Linked DNA regions of Mus musculus: all the other regions are linked to region 3. Evidence: chromatin loops called from intact Hi-C (ENCODE). Cell type or tissue: heart. All regions are shown on one strand. Each heading gives the region's core, and the rest is flanking DNA. Links, peaks and the distances in the headings are about the cores only.

The links. Hi-C counts contacts between places; a loop is a spot of excess contacts. Peaks named below come from ENCODE experiments on the same cell type or tissue, not always from the same donor. Only the 100,000 strongest peaks of a DNase experiment are listed, where the experiment ranks them.
Region 1: a loop joins it to region 3, with 3 times the contacts of the local background. A loop is called at or near these places in 30 of 42 quality-filtered maps.
Region 2: a loop joins it to region 3, with 2.1 times the contacts of the local background. A loop is called at or near these places in 5 of 42 quality-filtered maps.

Annotation. Positions count from the first base shown.
Region 1 is chr1:13,123,080-13,130,764 of GRCm38, forward strand. It overlaps Prdm14 (PR domain containing 14), which reads right to left and starts at 4,084. Exons shown (of 8, transcript NM_001081209.2): 1 at 4,031-4,084; 2 at 2,087-2,777; 3 at 1,540-1,593; 4 at 1,284-1,441. The coding sequence starts at 2,756. In heart, for the core only: no CTCF peak of the experiment used is centred there; no DNase peak of the experiment used is centred there; H3K4me3 peaks cover 1,379 bases; H3K27me3 peaks cover 3,540 bases.
Region 2 is chr1:13,655,895-13,663,579 of GRCm38, forward strand. It overlaps Lactb2 (lactamase, beta 2), which reads right to left and starts at 4,615. Exons shown (of 7, transcript NM_145381.2): 1 at 4,435-4,615. The coding sequence starts at 4,556. In heart, for the core only: a CTCF peak has its summit at 4,067 (motif pointing left); a DNase peak (open chromatin) is centred at 4,657; H3K4me3 peaks cover 1,654 bases; H3K27ac peaks cover 1,927 bases.
Region 3 is chr1:13,046,711-13,054,395 of GRCm38, forward strand. No RefSeq gene overlaps it. Among named protein-coding and RNA genes, the nearest start is that of Gm39592, 54 kb to the right of the region's middle. In heart, for the core only: CTCF peaks have their summits at 3,614 (motif pointing right) and 5,456; no DNase peak of the experiment used is centred there; H3K27me3 peaks cover 2,766 bases.

The DNA of each region.
Region 1 (7,685 bases), core at 1,775-6,774, 77 kb after region 3:
TGATGTGTGCCACCATGCTGATATGTGTGTGTGCCACCATGCTGATGTGTGTGTGCCACCATGCTGATGTGTGTGTGCCACCATGCTGATGTGTGCCACCATGCTGATATGTGTGTGTCACCATGCTGATATGTGTGTGTGCCACCATGCTGATGTGTGTGTGTCACCATGCTGATGTGTGTGTGCCACCATGCTGATGTGTGTGTGCCACCATGCTTATGTGTGCCACCATGCAGTGTTATGTGGTGCTGGGGACTGAGTCCAGCACTTTGGGCATACCAGGCAAGCATTTCTCCAGTTCCTCTATAGACTATGTAACAACATACTTTATTTATTTATTTATTTATTTATTTATTTAGAGACAGGGTTTATTTATTTATTTATTTATTTAGAGACAGGGTTTCTCTGTATAGCCCTGGCTGTCCTGGAACTCACTTTGTAGACCAGGCTGGCCTCGAACTCAGAAATCTGCCCGCCTCTGCCTCCCTAGTGCTGGGATTAAATGTGTGCGTCACCACGCCTGGCTAACAACATACTTTAAAAATGAATTCATGCCCTTATCACATTCTCGATCCCTGAGTTTCTACTGTGGTGTACGTTAGTTTTATAAGCAAGGGTAAGGGAACTAACTAGGTCTTATTTGAGCCCAGCCCTTTGGGATGAGCTGCGGAGGATTCTTTCTCTTCTGCCCAGTGTGGAGGCGTGGGATCGGGCAGCTAGTGCCGCAGCTTAGTTTAAGTACAGTTTAGTATAAATTACTGTTTAATTCAGCTCTTCCACATTGCCAAAATCACAGGTTATCATCCTAAAGTATATTGCTAGAAGTCCAGGGTCAGGGCTTTCAGATTTTAAGTTACCTGGTTATTCTGACAAGTGGGTCCTGTAAACGAGAAGCTGCTGTCTCAGCAGCCTCCCTTAGACAGGCACTAACTTGCTTTATTTGTTTTGTTAATCCTTGGCTAATTTTACAAGAAAGTAACATGAAAGTCTAAAACTTGTCTTTCTTTCCTGTAGCATGCTTTTAACACTCTATCATATTTAAAACACTTGGTTTGCCTGTAAATAAAACACACAGTGGTAATTCTTTAAATGTACTTTCCATGTCTGATCTGTACAGATTAAAGTTGCTTCACCCACTACAACGTGGATTTCATGCAGAGTGAGGTCCTGCTGGAGCGAACACCAATGTCTTTCTCAATAAAGGCCTTCAAGGGTACCGCCTCCCCCAACCTCAGGTCGTCCTCCCCAAATTCAGCACCCCCCACCCCCAGAAACACACTTACTTCCCACATCCGAGAGTTGTCCCTGTGTGCCTTCACTTCGCTGGCATTGACCACTCTACCTCGAAAGGGTCCAAATCTCACTCCTTTGGCAATGAAGTCGCTGCAGAACACGCCAAAGTGTGGCACATCACCAAATGAGGTCTGCATGAGGCAGAGACCTAGGTGAACCCGAGGCAGGAGAGGAAAGGAGAATGAGCCTGGGCAGTGAGTCAACATTAGTTGTGGGAAATAAATCCAGGCAAGGAGTGCAGCCTACCTTCCGGAAGCTGGAGGGAGTCTTTGTCCAGGGTTTTATGAAGATGATTAGACCCTAGAAAAAGACAGTGAGTTGCCTTCCCGACAGGGTTCCCTCAGTCCCTAGAGAGGATTTACATTGGACATTTATCCTCTACCCTTTACTGCTGCTGTATCATTGACACAGGCTTTTTGTACACTGTTGCTCATTTGAGCCTCAAAAAAACCCTTTGGGGGAGGTTTGGTGGGTAATGAACTCCATTTTGCAAACTTGAGAGTCAGAGACAATGCTTTCTGAGGTAAAGAGCTGCCAGGTGTGAATTTCTGGAGACCATCATGTAGATACTTTGTACATTCCTAAAGCCACCGAGGGAAACCACTTGGCTCTTAGTCCTCAGAGCTCACTAAAAGCAATCTCAGGAATTACACGGTTAGGCAAGGAGGACCATGAGAAGCCAGCAGAGAAGGCGGTTTAGAGAGACACTCGCCCCAACATACATCCATGTTTTAATACTGCGTGGTCCGGACCTGTACCAACCAACCCAGACCCAAAATGTAGATTTCCTTACCAGAACTCTCTGTGGGAACCAGGATGCCTGAAATTGCATGCTGTAAGTCGGTTGGGTGCTCCGGACTAGCGATGGCTCCATACAGAACGAAGCTCAGTTCCTCCTCTGTGAAGTTGAAGCCGCAAAACGGCAGCTTCCCCTCTTGATTCAAGGTTTGGGGGACAGATATTGACTGGGACGACTTAATTCCATCAGGTAGTAGGGAAGCAATTACCGGGGATGGCAGAAGTAAATTTTCAGCTTCCCACCTCTGACCACTGATTTGGCCACCGCCGCCGCCGAGGACCAAATTTTGGTTGCTGGAACCGCTGCTCCTATGCTCAGTGCTGTCTAGAAATCGTGGTACTTCGGGAGTGAATTGAGGAATTCGGTTCCATGGTGACAATTTGTACCAGGGCAGATTGTAGAGCGGCTCGCTCTGAACAGCCAGACCCGGGTTCAACAAGGGAGCAGTCATCCGAAAAGCATCAAGAGGGGCCATCGCCTGGGACTCAAGCACTGCAGCTGCCAGTTTCCAAGGTTGAAACTCCTCCTCGGTGGTGGCGAGGTTCCTAAAGTGACTGTAGCCTGGGGCATGCGCGTAGTAGGTAGTCAGGTGGTGAGGGTTGCTCTGGGGCAGGTAGTTCGCCTTGTCCTGGGACTGGGTCTCACCAGAGGGCGGTAAGGCCATCGCAAGCTGAGTTTTGCGGATCTGTGGGAAACCGAGCTGGCTGAGTGAGGGGTCCTAGGTGATCTTAACTACTTCCCTCCACCCCATCAAAGTCAATGAACAAAGTTCCCAATTCGATCCCGCCAATCCTAGCTCGAAAAAAGTAACACAAAAGGCACAAACTCCCACACCAAACCGAACTAAAAAGCCAAACGTCTCAAACCTCTAACGAAAATCTGCCTTGGTGTCACCCGACTGAAAGGTGCTGGCTCAGGTCGCCTTCTCTTTTGCTCCCTAAACCACCTTGACTAAGGAATGCCGGTGACCCCCGCTCCCAAGCCCTCAACCCGGCTCCTACAAAACGGGTTTCAATTCCGTCTCTCTTAATTATCAGCCCAACAAAACGAACCACCCGCCTAGGTCTCTACGAGCGTCTTTTTTTTTTTTTTTTTAATATAATTTTTTTAGCCAAGCTACTAGGGCACGACCCTGCACCGGTTTCGGAGCAGGCAGTGGCTTCAGGCGCTCTTGAGTATGCAGCCGAGATAGGAGAAGTGTGCGCTCTCGGTGGGACAGTGCAGAAGGGGTTCTGAGTCGACTCGGCACCCCAAGGAGTTTAGCGAAACGTCAGCGACCCCGGCGGTCCCAACAGCACCGAGGGGAGCGGAGCGGTATTCGTCCTCCCTCTAGAGACCCACGCCCAGCGCCCCTTCCCGCCACATCTCCAATCTCTTGGCAACCCTAGCCATCTCAACCTAGGTCGCCTCTGGAGACTCCGGGATGACAAGTCCCAAGCCAGGCAGCAGAGAGATGTCTCGGTTGTCGCCGACCTGGCCGCGGCGGCCCTGGCCCCCGAAATGCTTCTTTCTCAGTAGCCACACAGCAGGGCTAAGGAGTGAAGACCCGTAGGGTCCGAGGATTTTAAGATCAGGGATCAATGTGTCCAATAAGGAAAACAACCCGGGTCGTGACTCAGATGTTAAAGAACATAGGGTCAGGGGGCGAGGTCAGCCACCACACAGGCCTCTCCGTCTATCTCCCCCTGAGCCCCGAACAGCGCAGGCTCTAACTCCCAAGACAAGCGACTCCGGAGGTGGAAAGCCAAAATCCAATTACGAAGTTTAAAACAAAAACAAAGCCAAAAACAACTAACTAAGTAAAACAAAGAAAAAACAAAAACAACCAAACAACTGCAAAACGAATTTTGAAAGCGATTACAGAGCACTGTTCCCAGCCGTGCTGGAAGCCTGTAGCCTTCGGGGTAGGTCCCTCCAGCGGGCCAAAGACCTACCTACCTCAGGCCAAGGCTAGGGCGGCACCCGCTGGGTCTCGGGACCCTAGACTTCTGAAACCCCCGAAGGCTGTGCAGGCTTTAAGAGGGAGGGTGCAGATCCGGCCTCAGGGTACTTGGAGAGGGAGGCAGTAGAAGAGATCAGGCCTGTGGAGGTCCCCTGATAGTCTTCTCCCCGCCCACCACACTCATTGGCGAGCGCTTGGATTCCTCCCCAGGTCCCCAGAGATCACCCACTTAACCTAACAGTTCTCTTGACCGTTCCCTGGAATCCTGTGAAGTGCGATTGCCCATCTTGCACAGGCAGGTGTTGTTGTTGTTGTTGTTGATTCAGTCTAGCAACGTCAGGAAATCATAGTGTGGCAAATGTTGCCCAAGGCCAGAGCGTAGCAAATGCTAACCAGTGTTCACCTTCTGTGTGTAAACGCACACGTGCACACATGCACACACCACACACGCACACAAACCCAGAAGTGTCGGCGTGAGAACTAAACAAGTGTTACCCTGGGGACCCAATAAATTCTTCTGTGCCCTCACACACACTACACCCTAAAAGGATGGGTGTAGGAAGCTGAGAGCGATGAATAATGACACCTACACACAGCCCCCACTCTCACACGGAACAATTGTTGCCTAAGCAAGGTCTCCAACACACACAAGGACACACACACACAGACACACAGACACACACAGATACACACACAGACACACACACACAGACACACACAGATACACACACACACACACACACACACACACACACACACACACACACACACACACACACATACAGACTGGCGTCTAGGAGGCCAAGCTTGTTCTTAGTCTTGGTCAAATTTGTCAGAGAACCAGGTAGGCTGAGAAGTTAGGCGTTAGACGCTTCTGAGGCCCCGGGGGTCCTTTTGCCCTTTCTGCAGCTTTTATTTCTTGGTAGGGGAGAACTAATCTCCTCACAGGACACCTTCTCCGCTGACCCTGGCTTGCGACCTTGACCCGAGGCTCTGAGAACCTAGGTCCAGACTGTAACTGTGCTCAACGACTGCATTTTTATTCTCCTTGCAAGCGATGAATAGAGAGAAAGGGGCGTTTAATCCCGTTCACATCCGCAGGTCTAAGCACCTAGGGTGGAGAAAACCGCGCCGAAGCTGGTGACCTTGGTCAGGTTCCACACCATTCCAGTTCCTCTTTGGGCCTGTCACGAGGGGGGGGGACCGCTGTGATGAGTGAGGAGAGAGACTCAGTCTCTCCTCCGGACTGATAGTGATTTGATTACTAATCATAAAACGAGGTTAAATGGGAAGCCGCCCGGAGTTCCAAAACTAGCAGAGAATGGAGGTCTCCTGTCCCCTTGGTCCCTTTAGAGCCCCATGAACTGATTCTGCCTGTGTCCCCGGTGAGGAGGCGCATGAGAAGAGCAGGAATATGCGCGAGCGAATATGCGCGGGCTTCGGAGAGCAATACATTCTGCCCTCCCTGGGCCTGAGCACCGAAGACGTAGCATCAAGTGCGGTTGTGCTGATCTACAGGGTTAGCATCCATAATCATTTCACAGTTGCAGGACAGATCCGAAGGGTGAGGCAGCGCTTTATTTTCCGAAACGAAGTGGGAATGGCTAGAGATCCAGGGCTCTGCCTTTTCCATAAGATAACCATTGAGGCAAATATACCTGCACAGTAGGGAGGGCCAGACCAGCTAAAGAGACATAGAGCCCTCGTTTGTTTGGTTATTCAATAGTTTGCATACCAGTCTCCCCTCTTCCCCTCCCTTCTCCCTATTCTTTACAGCTGCTCTCACGACGTAACCCAGACTTACGGCCAATTCAATCCTTCTGCCTCAGTCTTCCAGTTGCTATGATTAGAGGTGTACATATATAGCATTTATGATAAAAACAGAATTATACTTTAATTTTCAAGACTTTGAGAATTATTTTATGTGTGTGGCTGTTTTGTCTGTGCACCAGTTGGTTATCTGACCCCTGGGGAGAGCCTTGACTGCATACGGGTGTTTGTGTGTGTGTGTGTGTGTGGGGGGGGTGTTGGAGTTACAGATGGTTGTGAGCCCTTTATGTATGCTCTGGGAATTAGCCCTGGTCTTCTGGAAGAGTAGCTAGCACTCTTAACCAAGAAGGCAGCCTGTTAACTTCTACCTATACTTTGCTGCAGTTTTTCTTACCACCCAGTTGCTTCCACTTCTCATCAGTAAGTTAGGGTCGACTTTATTCCAACTGCCTGGTATTTAAACCGTTGTCCTTTTTTTTTTTTTTTTTTTTTTTTTAAACAATGTTTGAAGCAACTTCTGGAAACAGTTACACAGATACCAGTGTGTGCTTCCCACCCAGCCTTGAAGCAGTTCCTAGGTAGAAAACCCCTGGATTACCCAGTTTCTATACCAAACTTTCATTGTTTTGATGGGTTTACCACTTTATTAGTTCTTTGGGAATGTTGTATAATGTGTTCAGATCATATTTATGCCATCTCATCTCCCAGCTCGCCAAATACCCCCCTCCTTCCCCAACCACCCAATTGCCTTAGACAACCTCTGTGAAAGGGGTTCGACCCCTAAAGAGGAGGCCTTACTTTATAGGCATAACAAACGTCATTAGCAGTCAGTTTAATACTATGTCCAATTAGCAAAATCCCGTCTATATAGGTTCTTGGTCAGATATCCACACAGACCTTTGTTTTGTTTGCTTGTTTTGAGAGAGTATCTCTTTGTATAGTCTTGGCTACCCTCCAGCTTGCTACACAGACCAGGCATGCCTCAAACTCACTAAGATCTTCCTTCCAAATGTGATTAAAGGTATGTACCACACACCCAGCCGCACAAATCCTTTTAAGAGTCATCAGCACCCTCCCTCATTCTCCTTCATATCAATGAAACCATACAGCAAGTATCTTTCTCTTTGTTTCTCCTTCCTTCCTTCTTCCCTCCCTCTCTCCCTTCCTCCCTCTCTTCTTTCCTCCTTCCCTCCCTCCCTCTGTCCCTCCCTCCCTTTGTCCCTCCCTCCCTCTGTTCCTCCCTCCCTTTGTCCCTCCCTCCCTCTGTTCCTCCCTCCCTCTGTCCCTCCCTCCCTCTGTCCCTCCCTCCCTCCCTCCCTCCCTCCCTCCCTCCCTCCCTTCCTTTTCCTTCCTTCCTTCCTTCCTTCCTTCCTTCCTTCCTTCCTTCCTTCCTTCCTTCCTTCTTCCTTTTTTTCCAAGACAAGGTTTCTCTGTGTAACCCTGGCTGTCCTGAATCTCACTTTGTAGACCAGATTGGCCTTTAACTCAGAGATCTGCCTGCCTCTGACTCCTAAGTGCTGGCTGGGAATGAAGGAGTGAGGTACCATACTAAGACAGTAGGTATGCTTTGGGGAACTGCCAAGGCCTTAGCTCTTTGATAGGGACAAATTTCTATGTAAGAAAGCAAACTGTAATCAAGCTATATTCTACCCCACAGCAGGGGGCTGTGCTCACTGACAGAGCCAAGCCTCTGCGTAGTATTATGTATGAAGCCCAGAGTTTGATCTCCAGTAAGAATGAGCTTGCTCTTGCCTCTTAAGGGCGTGCTCTCCCAGGAGTGATGGGACAGCAGGTAAGACATTCTCGGCCATAGACTTGGCAGTGGCAAGTCTTGTGATGTTAAGTCTTGGAGTGGCAGCCTTGTGATATCAAGAATGATAC
Region 2 (7,685 bases), core at 1,729-6,728, 610 kb after region 3:
ACTGTACATTTAGTCACACTAAAGTTAAAACACACAGAACTAGATCGTGAAACACCCCCTAGGCCATGATTCTAATTATTTGTTTATTTATTTTTGCTGTCTCTGTGTTTGTGTGTTTTAAAATGTTATTCCAAATTCTTACTGCTCTTTAACTAGCTTGGACTACTTTTGGTCTCTGAAGGCCTTAAGGTCTTTAAAAGGAATCTTTCCATGCCTTGTATCATGGTCCCTTATCAACACATTTAAACCACTGCCTTGCCCTCCTCCTAAGAAGCAGCTTTGAAACATCTGACACTGAATTTAAAATGTTATAGTCCAGACTATATCATAGTGACCAAAAGTTATAACAAAACCAACAGAGCGAATAAACAGGTTTACACTTTAGCTGACACAGAACACAGATCTTTTGGAATGCCTGTGTTGTCTCTTTGCAGATCAAAGTCTGAGTAAAAAGCCTCTTGGGGGTTGAGAAAGTGGCTCCCAGGCCTTTGCAGTTTTTTGTTTGTTTGTTTTCGGTAGCCTAACCAGTTCTAGCAAAGGAAGGACTCTTGGATAGAGGCTAACAGGACTTCTCCAAGGCCTGGCACAAACACAGCCTGCTCAGAATGGAGCAGTAACCAGAGGCTATAAATTGAAGGAAAAAAAAGAAAGAGTTTGAACAACTATTAAGGAGGAAAATATAACACAGCATTTTAGAACTAAACTCATATTTATTATAACTTACTCTTCATATCAACTCCAGGGAGTTTATTGCAATATTTTGTAGAGAAACATGGCTTGAGACAGGCTAAGTGATTTATCCCAGGTCTTTCAGGCTTATACAAGGTCCAACGATGGGGGACAGCACTACTTTAGCTAGCACTGAAATCATTCCTCATGGCATAATGCCTCAGCTCTAGATTAGAAAACTAGTTCTGGTCATTCGCTGTGTAATGTCCAAGCACAGTTACTGTGAGGTTCAGTCATCTCTGAGTGTGTGGATCACTCCACTACCTACAGTCATAGACGGCAGCCCTACATCAGGAGGTCTCTTTGCAAATGCAAGCTGTATTCATAAAGAGCTCAAGAGAACACTGTAGATGGATCTGCAGAGGCCTAGGAGTGATTCATTAAGCAGAACTCAGTGCCCGGAACAATTCAGACACATGATCTGTTATATGAATAGAGAAATACTCAACTGAGTTAGTAGAATCAATTGTTTTATAGGAATTTTATATTAATGAAATATTATATCAATATTCAGATATCTATTAACTGCCCTTTGTCCATTTTGCTGTCACTCACCCAAAACCATCGGCACTGTTGACCACCTTACACTATGAGCCTAGTGTTAATGTAGTACAAGGAAGCAGAAGCTATAACCAACACTGTAATGCGCTTTCCTCAGGATTAAATTTTGTTTTTAATACTTTTATTGAGATTTCATTGTGTCTGCATAATATCCCTATGAAAAAGATCTTATATAATTCATTGTATAGATAAAAGACCATGTTAGTGAGATAATTATCTCACCCCAAGTCTCACAAGCGAGGAAACAGTCAAGATTCTAAAGCAGGCAAAGGTGGTTGACCAGAGTGTCCAACCCTAGTTGATGCATCTACAATACAACCCCAACATGTAGGGTTGGAGAATACTGAGGAAGGTGGCTGGGGAGACTTGTAAAAGCAAGAGAATCAGGATGTCTGCTCCAAGACAGTGTTTTCCACATACAACACTCATGAAATTTCAACCATATGATCGCTGGCTAAACAAGACCTGAAAAATGACAATAGCAGCTGACATGCTAACATGGATGGAAGAAGTCTCACAAGGCTGCAGCCCTAGAGAAAGAGCTACAGGCAGTCAATGGTGCTGGGAAGAATCAGTGAATCCTCCAGGGAGCCCCCACCCACACACACACCATAGTAAGTGGTCAGTCCTAAACAGATGCATAGGAGCAATAAAGAAAGCACTCAGCAGGTGGTGTTTATATAATTATATATGTAACCATGACACTTACATAAAAGAGTCCACGAATCGGAGAGAAGTTGGAGGAAGGACAGGGAGGAACAAATCCTATAAATACAGTACTCAAAATACGAAGTTCTCAAAGTAATATCCACACTGAAAATAGCTTAAATTATACGGCCCTTTCTTCTGCTATAGTACACAAAATCTGTCCTCAAAGTCATTTAGACAGGGAAGGTTAGAATTTCAGCCATCAGTGGCTCTTGAACAGAGGAAGACTGTTATATACCCTGGAAAAGACTATTGAGTAAGGGCATTTTAATGTCAGGGTAGGTCTACCAGGGTTTTAGTGAACTGTGATGTCTACAAATTGACCAGAACAAAGGACAAAGGACAGCTAAAGCTGTCAGTACTCCAAGAAGCAAACAAAAGCAAAAATTAAGAGAAAAAAAATGTAAGCAAATATTCAGTAAGGATTCACTATGCCACTTCTGCTGTCCAAGGCTTGGGGCTGGGAATATGAAAATAAACCTTGGCTCATCTTCCATTACAGTGGGATAACCAAGTAGAGAGAGACAGTGGATTTCATACATTACAGACCTTAAACTTAAAACCAAAAACCAAAAACTACAGTTGAGATAAACACCACAAAACCTACAGTGCATTACAATATTGTCTAAGAGGTCAGGGCTAACTTCCACAAGGAACTGACATTTTACGTGAGCTCTAAAGAGTGAGTGAAGTGGAAAAAATCGGAAGAGAACTTAAAGTCTGGAGGGCGAAATATGCCTCATCTGGGACACTAGGAAGGCTGCATGGCTGGGCCAGAGGGTGAACAAGATGGCTGCCTTTGGGAGAATGGGCTGAGGGATAAAAGCAGAGGCAGGTAACCCAGTTAGGAGGTTAGTGCAGACATCTATGCAAGAACTGAATGGGTTAATAGAAGTCAAAACCACATTGCCAAGATGGCTTGGATGTGTGCCAGGAGGAGAAAAATGTTAAGGAGTGTTTAAGCGTTTTGTTTGCTCAAATACAGTGATGGTTCTGTTTATAAGATCAACTCAGGAAGGCCTGTGCTTCACTTTAGTAGGGTTCAGTCTGAAGAGCACAGGTAATGGGGGAGAGTTAAGAAAACACACACACACACACATACACACTCACTTGCACACACACATACGCATGCATGACACACAACTGTAACTGAATAGCATGAAGTTAGGATTGCATTTAGAGAAGTACAAAACTCTGATAAAGATGGAGAATGAGAGACCAGCAGCTAGAGAGGATGTTGTGTCAGCAAGGAGGGATTGGCCAATGAGCCCCAAAGTTAGCAGAAACAGAAGTGTAAAAATGAGTTCAATGATATAGTGCCACCTATCATCTTAGACCTTTTTGTGATGCGGAGCAGTGGACACAAGTCTTGAACATCTGCTTTGGACCCAGTTAATATTTGTTTCTAATCACCCTTTAGTTTGAGTAGCATCATCTGCACGTTAATTATTTTACCATTACTTACTACCTAAAGAGCCTATAAAAATAAAACTATTACTTAAGTACAATATATGATTCCAGTGAACATTTGTGCTTAGCAACTGTTCATCTTAGTAACTTCTTCATCCAGTTTGCATAGAAACCAGCCATCTATTTTAACCCTCGAAGAAAAGCAGGCTGTGTTGAATGTCCTGGAACCATACAGCAAACTCCAGCAGGGCATTCTCCAGGGTTATTCAGACTATTTGCAATTTCCGGCTTAGGTGCTGACTTCAGAATGGGTTTAAAGTGGCACATCGAAGAGATTGTCCTGGGCTCAGACCATACTCTAGAGGTTAGGCACTCTGCTGCTAAAAGCATGCCGGAAGCCTAAAGGTCCCGTACTTTCCCCTGGCCTGATTCACTCTGGGCTAAACCTTTTATGTCTACTTTTAGAGTCCGATGCTTGTAAATATCCTTTACTCTAGAAGAGTTAATATAATAGAGACTTTAAACGCAAACAAGATATGCTTGTCATACACGATTAGTAGAAAAAGCAAGAGTTAGTTTCTCCTACCCACAGGCTGGGTTGCTCTGTCGGGTTTAGACTCCGGTTGAACTAGAAGCAAATTCTGCCCTCTACTGTAAGAGACTGGATTTAGTATAGTCAATTGCTTACAGTAAACTTTTAAGGGCCTAGTTATATGACCCAACCAAGCCTGAAAGTGGCTATGTAGCCTAGGATGGCCTCGTACTGGGGGCGACCTCCTGCCTCTGCGTTCCAAACACTGGATTTCAAGTGTGCACTAACACACAGGCTACGGTAAACTCACTCGGTCACCACCTGCGGGCAGCGAGACAGCAAGTAAACTGTGAGTCAGACTTGGGAAGCCTGTGCTTTTCTTACACCCTCTGTCCTCCGCAGAGCTCGGGGACGCGCTGGGGGCTAGCCTGGCCTCTCGCTGCCTCCCTGCCACGTGACTGCGTGAGCTGCGGGGGCTCGGGGGTGGCGTTTACCTGCTGCCGGTCCCCACCAGGTACGTGTTGGTGCCTTGCAGGGTCATGGGACCCGGGTTGCAGCCCAACACGCGCACCACCCGACTGGACAGCTGCTCGATGCGCTGCAGAGCGGCAGCCATCTCTCTATCTACCTCGGTGACCGCCGGCACCCGAATTCCAAGTCACTCAGCGTGCTGCGACCTCAGGCTCGGAGGGCAGGGCGGCGGTCTCGTGACGTCAGGCCCGGCGCGGATCACGTGGGACTTCGCTCAGTGGCCCGGAGCGGATTGGCGGCCACTATCTTACGACTTGCTGGCACGCCCGTCAGCCAAGTGACGGGGGTGGGGTGGAGGGATGAGTTCGCGGTGACTGTGGCATGAGGTGGCCTGACCCGCCCGCACTGGCCTCAGCCGGCTCCGTCGCTGAGCTTCTTGTGTCTCTGAGCCTTGTTTCCAAGTAGCTTTACATATCCATAAAGAAGAATGCAGTTACTTCATTGAAGTTAACCTCCAGAAGTGGGGGAGGGAAGGTCACAAGCTAGGCAGGTATGGGGAGTATTTACTGAGTCACCAACTTAGGAAGGAATGGCAGGCTGGTGATTTGAAGAATAGCTTACCTTTTACAATAAATGATGGCAACCAATGCTTACTTGTACCTGTGTGCGTCTAGCCAAGGGCCACCTCCGAACATTACTTTTTAATCCTCAACAACAGGAAAAAAAAAAAAAAGTAAAGAAAAGAAAGAAAGAAAATAAAAGCGACTGTGCATATCTGCAGAGGCCAGAAGACAATTTGACAATTTCAGGTGACTCAGGAACTGTGCATACCCTTCACCAGTGTTGACTTGCCACCCAGGCCAGACTGGCCAGCGGTTGACAGCCCCAGAGATTCCCATGTCTCCATCTCCCCAGTACAGGCATTATAAAAATGAGACACCATGCCCCACATTTTTACATAGGTTCTGGGGGATCAGCCTCTGCTTGTCGTGCTTATAAGGCAATCACTTTAATAACTGATCTATCGCCCCAAACCCCATTAGTTATCTACTCTTAAAATCCCACGTAGTTCTTAACTCTTTTTTTTTTTTTTTCGAGACAGGGTTTCTCTGTGTAGCCCTGGCTGTCCTGGAACTCACTTTGTAGACCAGGCTGGCCTTGAACTCAGAAATATGCCTGCCTCTGCCTCCCAAGTGCTGGGATTAAAGGCGTGCGCCACCACCACCCGGCAGTTCTTAACTCTTAACAGGCACAATTTCCCCCCATTTTATAAATGTAAATTGGAGTTTGGGAGAGCCAAGCTCTGCTTCCACTTGTTTTACATGAGCACATGGTGCTATCTGCGCAGAGTGGAGGGGCTTGTTTATCTCCTCTCTATCCTACCCTTGCCAAGGGAAATAGGTTGGTTTAGTGTCCAAGGTGAAAGTGATATAATTGCTCTGTCTTTTCCAATTTTCTCTGCCTTTCCCAATCAGCAAGTATTAAGCATTGCTTCCCACTTTAAAATTTTTAGTTATAAGTTACTTATAAGAAAATGCACAGATCCTAAGATATCCATCAAATTATGATGAATATATACCACAAAAGAGATGTAGAGTGTATTCACTACCTTAGCCTACTCCTTTTAGGAATATGGCTCCTCCAGCAAATGCTGAGGCACACAACCAAGACTGAATTCACTATGTAGAAGAAAAACCTGGGTGGACAGTCTGGGACAACCCAGTAAGGCTGTCTTTCTCTGTGAAGTATGCGACTGCATGCTTACTTGAGTGGAGTCTAGTGCATGGATATATGTTGGTCTGCGTCCGCTGGGCATGGCCTCTTGGAGAGTTTGACTGTGTCTACAGCTGGTGGGATGGGTGCAGTGCTGTAGGGAAGCACCAAGACACAGCTTCAGGGGTGGGAAACCACAGTCTGAGATGTGGGAAAGCTGGAACTGGTTCTGGGGTCCCTGGGCCTGCGATGAGGCCAGGGCTGTGGGTTTCTCAGACTTTTGGACATACATCCAGGCACAGCTGAGAATCAATCACAGAAGAGCCAAGAACAGATTTGGAGGCCCACAGAGTTGGGACCAGTGTCTAATCCAGGGGTGGGGGTGGGGGAGGAGAAAGGGGAGCTCTGGCTTGTCCCATGGGTGATTGTCCTCAGATTGGCAGAGGCAGGCTTCATAGTGGTTGTCATTGGACGTGCAGAGAGGCTTTTTGCAGGAGAATTAAGTTGTGTCTCTGTAGTTGAATGCCTTTTTCATGACTTACTATGGTAGATCTTGATAAAAGAAACAGTTCATGCATGGTTCTAAATAGTTTATTGTCATGGAAGAAAATGAATGCATAAAACCATATCCTACTACTCAGAGTGGAACTGAGATTCAGTGCCTTTTACAGGGAGGAGTGTTTGGGAAGGAAAGCTTATTGGTGAAGCCTTCTGGGCCTCTAGGTACCTCATTAGCATGGAGAACTCTGCTTTGGGCCTATATGACCATAGGACAAGTTTCTTTTAAGTGAGAAGCATGGTGGGTGTTCCAGGCCAGGGGTCTGGCAAGGGCAGGAAGTTGCTTAAGTCTCAGGTGTGTCCACTGAGTCTCTGGGTCTCAACCTGCATAGGTCTCAAACTTCCTGGCATGGTTTTATGTCCCACAGATATTAGGGTCCTAAAAAGTTGAAAGATTTAGAACAAAATTTGAGGTCTCTAAGAGCAATATGTAGAGAATAAGCAAATCAACACGCTGGCACAGATATGGAACCACTGCTTTGTAGAGTAAAAACTAGGCTTCCAGTCACTTGGTGGGACTATTAGTGGAGGATTAGGAGGTGTGGCCTTGCTGGGGGAGGCGTGTCACTGGGCTTGAGCCTTGAGGTTCCAGAAGACTTGTGCGTTTTGAGTTAGTTTCTTTCTGCTTGTGTGCTGAGTTGTGAGCTCCCGTTCTGCCTCTTCCTTGTGTGTTGAGATGTGAGTTCTCAGCTGCTGCCGCAGCCACTTGCCACTATGCTTTTGGTCCACCATTAATGGGCTCTAACGCTCTGGAATTGTGTTGGGAGCTATTAAGACAATGCTATTGTCCTGATCTATGAATTGGGCCTCTCCCCCCAAGAAAAAAAGGGGGTCAAAAGTGGGCCACCGATGCACCGTTCCGAGAACCACAGAATGTTCCAGCCCTAAGTCAGCGCCAGATGTCCTGACCACACCCTGATACCACCAAGTTCCTGCTTCCCCGTGTAGCTGCCAAAAGAAAAATTTCCACTGCCCCACCCCTCCCGCTGATAAGTACTTGTAC
Region 3 (7,685 bases), core at 1,580-6,579:
AGCATGCCAGATGTTAACATCAGGTATCTTCCTCAATTGCTCTCCACCAGATTTTCTGCATCAGGGTTTCACTGAATCTGGAGCTGGCTAATTCTGCAAAGCTGGCCAATGAGCTTCAGGGATGCTCCTGTCTGTGCCTCATATGTATAGCCCAGGGTGGCCTAGAAGCAACGGTCCTCCTGCCTCTGCTTCCAGAGTGCTGAGATCACAGATGGAAGACACTATAGCCTACTTATATTCCTTTGCAGGCAAAATTTGCTCATGCTCTTTTTTTTTTTTTTTTCATTTTTCTACCAAAAATGTCTCCAAGTGTAAATGCAATTGCCACTGAGACAGACAACCTGATTTGATTCCCAGGACTCATGTGTTAGAAGGCAAGGACTGACTCCTAGAGTGCCGTGCATGTGCACAGTCACGCACACTAAAGAGAGCAAGCCGACATGCAGTAAAAACAAGTAAGTTCTCGTGGTGATGTATGGGCACTCTTCAAATGTTGACTTTGCTAATCTTCTTTCAGAAATGCAGAATTAAATTTTAAGTTGGTCATATTGTCTCTTATTGAATATATATTTAAAGTTTTATTTTATTTTTAGGTGTATGTATATGTGTGAGAGGGTATGGGATGTGGTATGATGTGGGGGTGTGAGGATGTAGTGTGGTGTGTGTGTGTGTGTGTGTGTGTGTGAGAGAGAGAGAGAGAGAGAGGGAGAGAGAGAGAGTGTAGAGTGTGTTGTGTGTATAAGATGTGGTATGCTGTGTATGTGTGTTTGTGTGAGGGAATGGTGTATGTGTGTATATATGACGGTGTTATATGGTTATGTGGGGGGGTGTGTAAGAATGTGGTGTGGAGGGGTGGGGTGTGTGTGTGTGTGTGTGCACCCATGCGTGTGTACGAGCATGCTACTGTGGAAGCAGAGGTCTTGGATCCCCTGGAGCTGGAATTGCAAGTGGTTGTGACCTGAGTGCCAGGAATTGAGCTCTGATCCTCTGGAGGAGCAGCAAGTGGTTTTCCTGATGCAGTGGCCCATGCGTACCTGCAATACCAGCACTGGTGAAGCTGAGACTGGAGACCCATGAGTTTGAGGTGAGCCTGAGGTGCGCAGTGAGCTTCAGATGAAGATCCTGGGCTAGAGTAAGACCTACCTCCGAAGGAAGAAAAAGAAGAGAGGGAAGGCGTGAGAGGAACCTGCAAGCTACATAGGCATCAGGCGTGAACACACACACAACCTGAGGCAAGATGCTGATCGTATTGTTCTCATCAGTTTTGTTTGGCTTTTGATTTTCTAGCGGCATCTCACTAAGTAGCTGGGTTTATCTCAAACATGTTATGCTCCTTTCTCCGCTCCCAAGTGGGCTGGGGTTACAGGCGTGTGGTCCCTCCTCTGCTTCTAAAGAACAGTGAATTGCCACTGATTGTTTCTGGAAACATGCCCTGGTCAAGTGGTCTGCAAAAACTCAGGATGAGTCGTCTGGTTCTCCACCTGTGGGTGGTGACCCCCTTAACAAACTTCTATCTGCAGAAAGAATTTACGTTGGGATTCATACCAGTGGCAAAATTACAGTTGTAAAGTAGCAATGAAAATCCTTTTCTGGTTGGGGGTCACCACAGTGTGAGGAACTGTATAGAGGGTCACAGCGTTGGGGAGGTTGACAGCCACTGCTTGAAATGATCGAGGGACCTGCTCTAAGGAGGCGGCCTGCACACATAAGTGTCGTTACATCATTGGCTCACAGTTTCCATATTACACTGGAAGATCAGATTTTGTTTTGCAAGCTTCTACATTTTTGTTCAGATAATTTAATTTTCTGCTCAAGGTCAGAGAGGCTCCACATGTTTTGGAGTGTCTGTGTCACAGTTGAGCAATAAGAACTTTTTAAAGGACCACTTGTCAACCTAGACAGAGGTAATCCATTGCTAGAAATAGTATCCTCAGGCAGCTCGGAGGACTTCCCAACTGGACACAATATTCTTCCCCTAGTGTGTTGTGGGCCCACGTTCTTACCTACCAAACACAGCTTACCCTCAAAGTATCTAGTGAACTATGTATGTTTTAGTCACTTGACTTCATTCCAAAACGAGGCAAAGTTAAAAGAACACTAGGGAGTTTTTATTTCCTTCAAGAAAGGTGTTCAGAGCATTCATCATGGCAATGACATCTGTACTGGCTAGTTTTGTGTCAACTTGACACAGCTGGAGTTATCACAGAGAAAGGAGCTTCAGTTGAGTAAATGCCTCCATGAGATCCAGCTGTAAGGCATTTCCTCAATTAGTGATCAAGGGGGAAAGGCCCCTTGTGGGTGGGACCATCTCTGGGCTGGTAATCTTGGTTCTATAAGAGAGCAGGCTGAGCAAGCCAGGGGAAGCAAGCCAGTAATGAACATCCCTCCATGGCCTCTGCATCAGCTCCTGCTTTCTGACCTACTTGAGTTCCAATCCTGACTTCCTTTGGTGATGAACAGCAATGTGGAAGAGTAAGCTGAATAAACCCTTTCCTCCCCAACTTGCTTCTTGGTCATGATGTTTGTGCAGGATTAGAAACCCTGACTAAGACAACGTCATAATAGGATGCCCTATATAAGACAGGAGAAGGCAGGCATGCTGTCACGTGTTTATAATGCCTACTGAGGCGGAGGCAGAAGATCAGAAATTAAAGACCTGCCTGGACTTCATGAGACTCTTGTTTCCAAAGAAGGGAGGAGAGGGCTGGGGCCATGGTCCCACTGGTACTTGCCTCCTTGCATAGTACACATTTGATTCTGGGGTTCACTACTACATAACCCCGGTGGTATTACACACACCTGTCATCCCAGAATTCAGAAGTTTGAGGCCTTCCAGGGCTAATAAGACCTGGTCTCGAAACAACACACACACAAAGCCTGTCTTCTCCTTCTCTCATCTCTCCCCACCAGTCTAGACTTGAGGCCAGTTCTGAACAGTCACTGTGGTCCCTGGCAAATCTCATCTGTGTGTTTCCAACAGTTCAGAGGAGTCTGTGAGTTGACCCTCTGTTTACTACTCAGCCAAAGCAGGGTGTCACGTCAAGCTCTCACTATCGAGGAAGTATAAAGCCCCGAGCTCATGTTTCTACAGTTTGGTTACCCGAGTGACCTTCGCTCTTCTTCCCCACACTGGCTATTTCATAGCTCCTCTTGATTGCTCCCCTTCTAAAGCGATGGACACTCTAAGTTCCTGAACCCATCTTTTTGTGAACGAGGGTGTAAGTCTTCAGGTGCTGCATCACCCTGAAGCACTATGCTGTCTCTAGGATGCTCTCAGCATCAGGACAGAATCAAACCCGTTTCCCTAGCACAGAGCCACCCAGGACCAGAAATAACAGCTTCACAAAAGAGCTCGCTCTGTACACATGGGTCCCAAGGAAGAAGTGAGATTCTTTCCCCCTCACTGAGGAAAGGGGGCCGTCTTTCCTGCTAAAGAGAAAGAAAGTGAAGTTTCCTGGAATCTTCTTTTTCTCCTCGTGAATCTCATTATGTCATCGAAATTCTAGGCTTAATCGATGCTTCTGCCCCAGCTTCTCAATTATCTGAGATTTCAGATGCCCACCGCGTCCAGCTCAGAAAATCAAATTGTGGTTACTATTCTAGACATTTCCAGCAGAGGGCGCTTCGGTGCAGGTAGCCAGAACACCGAAGTCATCCAGTTTCTGGCCGCAAACTCAGATTACTAGATTGCCAACAGGGTTTCCAGAACGTGGGTAAAAGAGACTGAAGTGGCAATCCCCACGAAAACAAAAAAAACAAAACAAAACGGTCAAGGGTGCTTCGTACTGAAGTGGAAGGTGAGTGAGGCTGTGTGGGCAGATCGCAACCGTCATTTAGAACAAACCTGAAGCAGAGCGGTGTAAATGACTGTATTCCCAGCACTCAAGAGAATAGCTGGAGCTTTGGCCAGCCTACAGAGGAGACCCTGTGCTGTTCTCAGTATTCAGTTATGCTACCCTCTAATGAAGTACATTGTACTTCCTGGTAATTTCATTTTTATGAAAGGCAATACTGGATTCCTGCCTTTCTTCCTTTCTGCCTGTAGTCCGTTTTTAGGTTGATCAACAGGTTGACATTACACTTGTGACAATTCTCTTGCCTCACGGAACGATAACGTTTCAAAGGGGAAGACTAATTAGGATTGGTACCGTTAGTTTTTTGTCAACACAGCCAGAGTCATCTGGGAAGAGGGAACCTGAGCTGGGGGTTTACCTCCATCAGATCGTTTGTGAGTATGTCTGTAGGAAATGTTCTTAATCATTAATATCGGAGAGCCAGACCATCCCCGGTGGTGCCACTGCTGGGCCGGTAGTCCTGGGTGATACAAGGAGGCAGGTTTACTGGCTAGTAAGCAGCACTCCTTTGCAGGCTCTGCTCCACTCTCTCCTTCCTCCCTTCTGCCTTGAGTTCCTGTCTTGACTTCCCTCGGTGATGAGCTGTACCCTGAAAACCAGATAACTTGTCCTTAATTTACTTTTGGTCATGGTAGACTTTTTATTATTGTTGTTTTGTTGTTGTTGTTGTTGTTGTTGTTTTTATGTGTATGGGTGTTTTGCTTACAAGTATGTCTGGGCACCATATTCATGCACAGTGATGCCCAATGATTCCAGAAAAGGGCCGAGGATTCCCTGGGACTGGAGTTACAGAAAGTTAGGAGCTGCCATGTGTGTGCAGCGAATCAAACTCTGGCCTTCTGGAAGAGCAGCCAGTGCTCTTAACTGCTGATCCATCTTTCTAGCCCACTTCGTCACGTTGTTTATCACAGCAGTCGAAAGCAGACTAGGACATGATGGAAAGGAGTCAAAAGCTTGGTCAAGGGATCTTTAGAGATGGGAAGGGGAACTTTTTAAACGTTGGTCCTGCCATGCTCTCCCAGAGGCATGGTGCCTTCTCTGTCTTTCCTAGTGCTTTCCTTTGCAAAGCAAGCAAATATCATCTACTTTGGTGTTTTAAGAAATAGTACGGGGGGGCTGGTGAGATGGCTCAGTGGGTTAGAGCACCCGACTGCTCTTCCGAAGGTCCAGAGTTCAAATCCCAGCAACCACATGGTGGCTCACAACCATCCGTAACGAGATCTGACTCCCTCTTCTGGTGTGTCTGAAGACAGCTACAATGTACTTACATATAATAAATAAATAAATCTTTAAAAAAAAAAAAAAAAAAAAAAAAAGAAATAGTACGGGGCTGGTGAGATGGCTTAGTGGGTAAAAGCACCCGACTGCTCTTCCGAAGGTTCAAAGTTCAAATCCCAGCAACCACATGGTGGCTCACAATCACCCGTAATGAGATCTGACTCCCTCTTCTGAAGTGTCTAAAGACAGCTACAGTGTACATTATATGTAATAAATAAATGTTTTTTTTTTAAAAAGAAAGAAATAGTACATTTCTCAATGGCCTCGAGAATTAACCTGCAGGAAAAGGAAAATGCTGTGTTTCTTCTCCAAAAATCCTATAGGTGGCGCACAGACACCGGTTTCAAGTGATGGGTCCCAGCTTTGACCTTTCTGCCCAAGTCCGGTTTGTCGGGAACTCTTCTTCCTTCTGCCTCTACCCCCTGCCAGAATTACAGGGCTGCTCTTGGCTCTGAGTTGTTCGGTGTAAGTGAGAAAGCAAGCAGCACCTGCAGTCCTGAGGTGTCACCTAGCAGCTCCCTTCTAACAAGGCTGCGCTCCTCTTGGGAGGACATAGCCAAGAGTCACTGAAGGGCAAGCTCCCTCAAAGCTCCTCTCTAAGGTTAAATAGCAGCATGACCTCGACCCACCTCCTAACCTTAAGGTTCATATTCTCTCTGCAAAACATCAAGGGGGTCTGGAGGAACACTGAAGTCCCTCCTGCCGCATGGATTTTTTTGTTTTGGTTTTGGTTTCGAGACAGGGTTTCTCTGTATAGCCCTGGCTGTCCTGGAACTCACTTTGTAGACCAGGCTGGCCTCGAACTCAGAAATCCACCTGCCTCTGCTGGGATTAAAGGCGTGTGCCACCAACGCCCAGCTTTTTGTTTGTTTGTTTGTTTTTGTTTTTGTTTTTGTCCGCATGGATTTTTTTTTTTTTGTCCCCTACATAAAAGCAAAAATTCTAAATGGTCCCTAAGAAAAAAACTGAATGGATTTTGTGATACTGGGATCAAAATGTGTTATGACTGTCCCAGCTCAAAGACTAGTGTTGCCATGGAAATCTATCTTTCTTTCTTTCTTTCTTTCTTTCTTTCTTTCTTTCTTTCTCTCTCTCTCTCTCTCTCTCTCTCTCTCTCTCTCTCTCTCTCTCTCTCTCTCTTTCTCTCTTTCTCTCTTTCTCTCTTTCTCTCTTTCTTTCTCTCTTTCTTTCTTTCTTTCTTTCTTTCTTCTGAGACAGTCAGCAGCTCATTAACTCACAAGGCAACCCAGAAGACTTCTACAACGCTCCTAAGACGGACCGCCAACAATGCTGGTCCTAATGCTCCACTTGGGGGTGAGCCTTACTCCTCTTCCAATGGCTGACCAACTTGTCGATTATCAGGAACCAAAGCCCTGTGTGGCCCCTGCTTTACAGCCTCCTAAACACGTGCAGCAGACCCATGGCTTTTCTAGTGGCCAGAACAAAACACCTGGCACACCACTTAAGGAAGCAAGGATTGAGTTGGGCTCACTGGTTTCTTGTTGGTTGGTTTTGAGACAGGGTCTCAAACCTGACTGGCTGGAAGTCCCTATGTAGACCAGGCTGGCCTCAAACTCACCAATTTTTACCTGCCTCTACCTTGCAAGTGTTGAGATTACAGTTTGATGGTGTAAAGGAATGGTAGCCAGAACCTCCAGGATCATCCACCAAAGAGATGGGCTGGTGAGAACTGGTTTCCAGTTCCCCTTCTCCTTTTCACTAAGTCTGGGACTCCGTCTCAGGAAACAGGATGCCTACATTCAAGGTGGGTCTGCATGTCTCAGATAGACCTTTCTAGAAGTATCCCCATAGTCACACTCAATGATATGTTCCATGGTGACTCTGCTTTTGAGTTTTGAAACAGCATCTCACTCCTTATAGCCCAAGTTGGTCTGGAAATCATTATGTAGCCCAGTCTAGCCTGGAACTCCTGGAAATCCTTTTGCCTCGTGAGGCTGAGATTACAAGTGAGGGCCACCAGCACACCTGTCTAGAATCAAGGCAACTCTAAATTCAGTCAAGTTGACAATGCAGGTTCACCATCACACCCAGTCTGCTGTTCCTACTACCTATGAGTGGGTAAAATGTTCCAGATTTCAGATGAGTTCTAGATTTAGTTAGAGTAAATCTAACTGAAGTGTGAATGGCAGAGCAGTCAACTTCCTATTCCAAACTGTCTTTACTATTTGACACTGTGGCCAGCTCCCTCACTAAAGAATCTTACACAGCTTCTGACAACTGCAGACTCTTTGGCTACACATCTTAATAGAGTTTTAATTGTACATAATTTAATTTATGGAAAATCAAACGCTCATTCAATTTATGAGAACTATTTTAAGGATATTTTAAACAGCTTGGTTATCTAAATCTACTTTCACAACTATAATTTTTTTTTTCAAAAATCTGAATATAGGGCTGGTGAGATGGCTCAGTGGGTAAGAGCACCCGACTGCTCTTCCGAAGGTCCGGAGTTCAAATCCCAGCAACCACATGGTGGCTCACAACCATCTGTAACAAGATCTGACTCCCTCTTCTGGAGTGTCTGAAGACAGC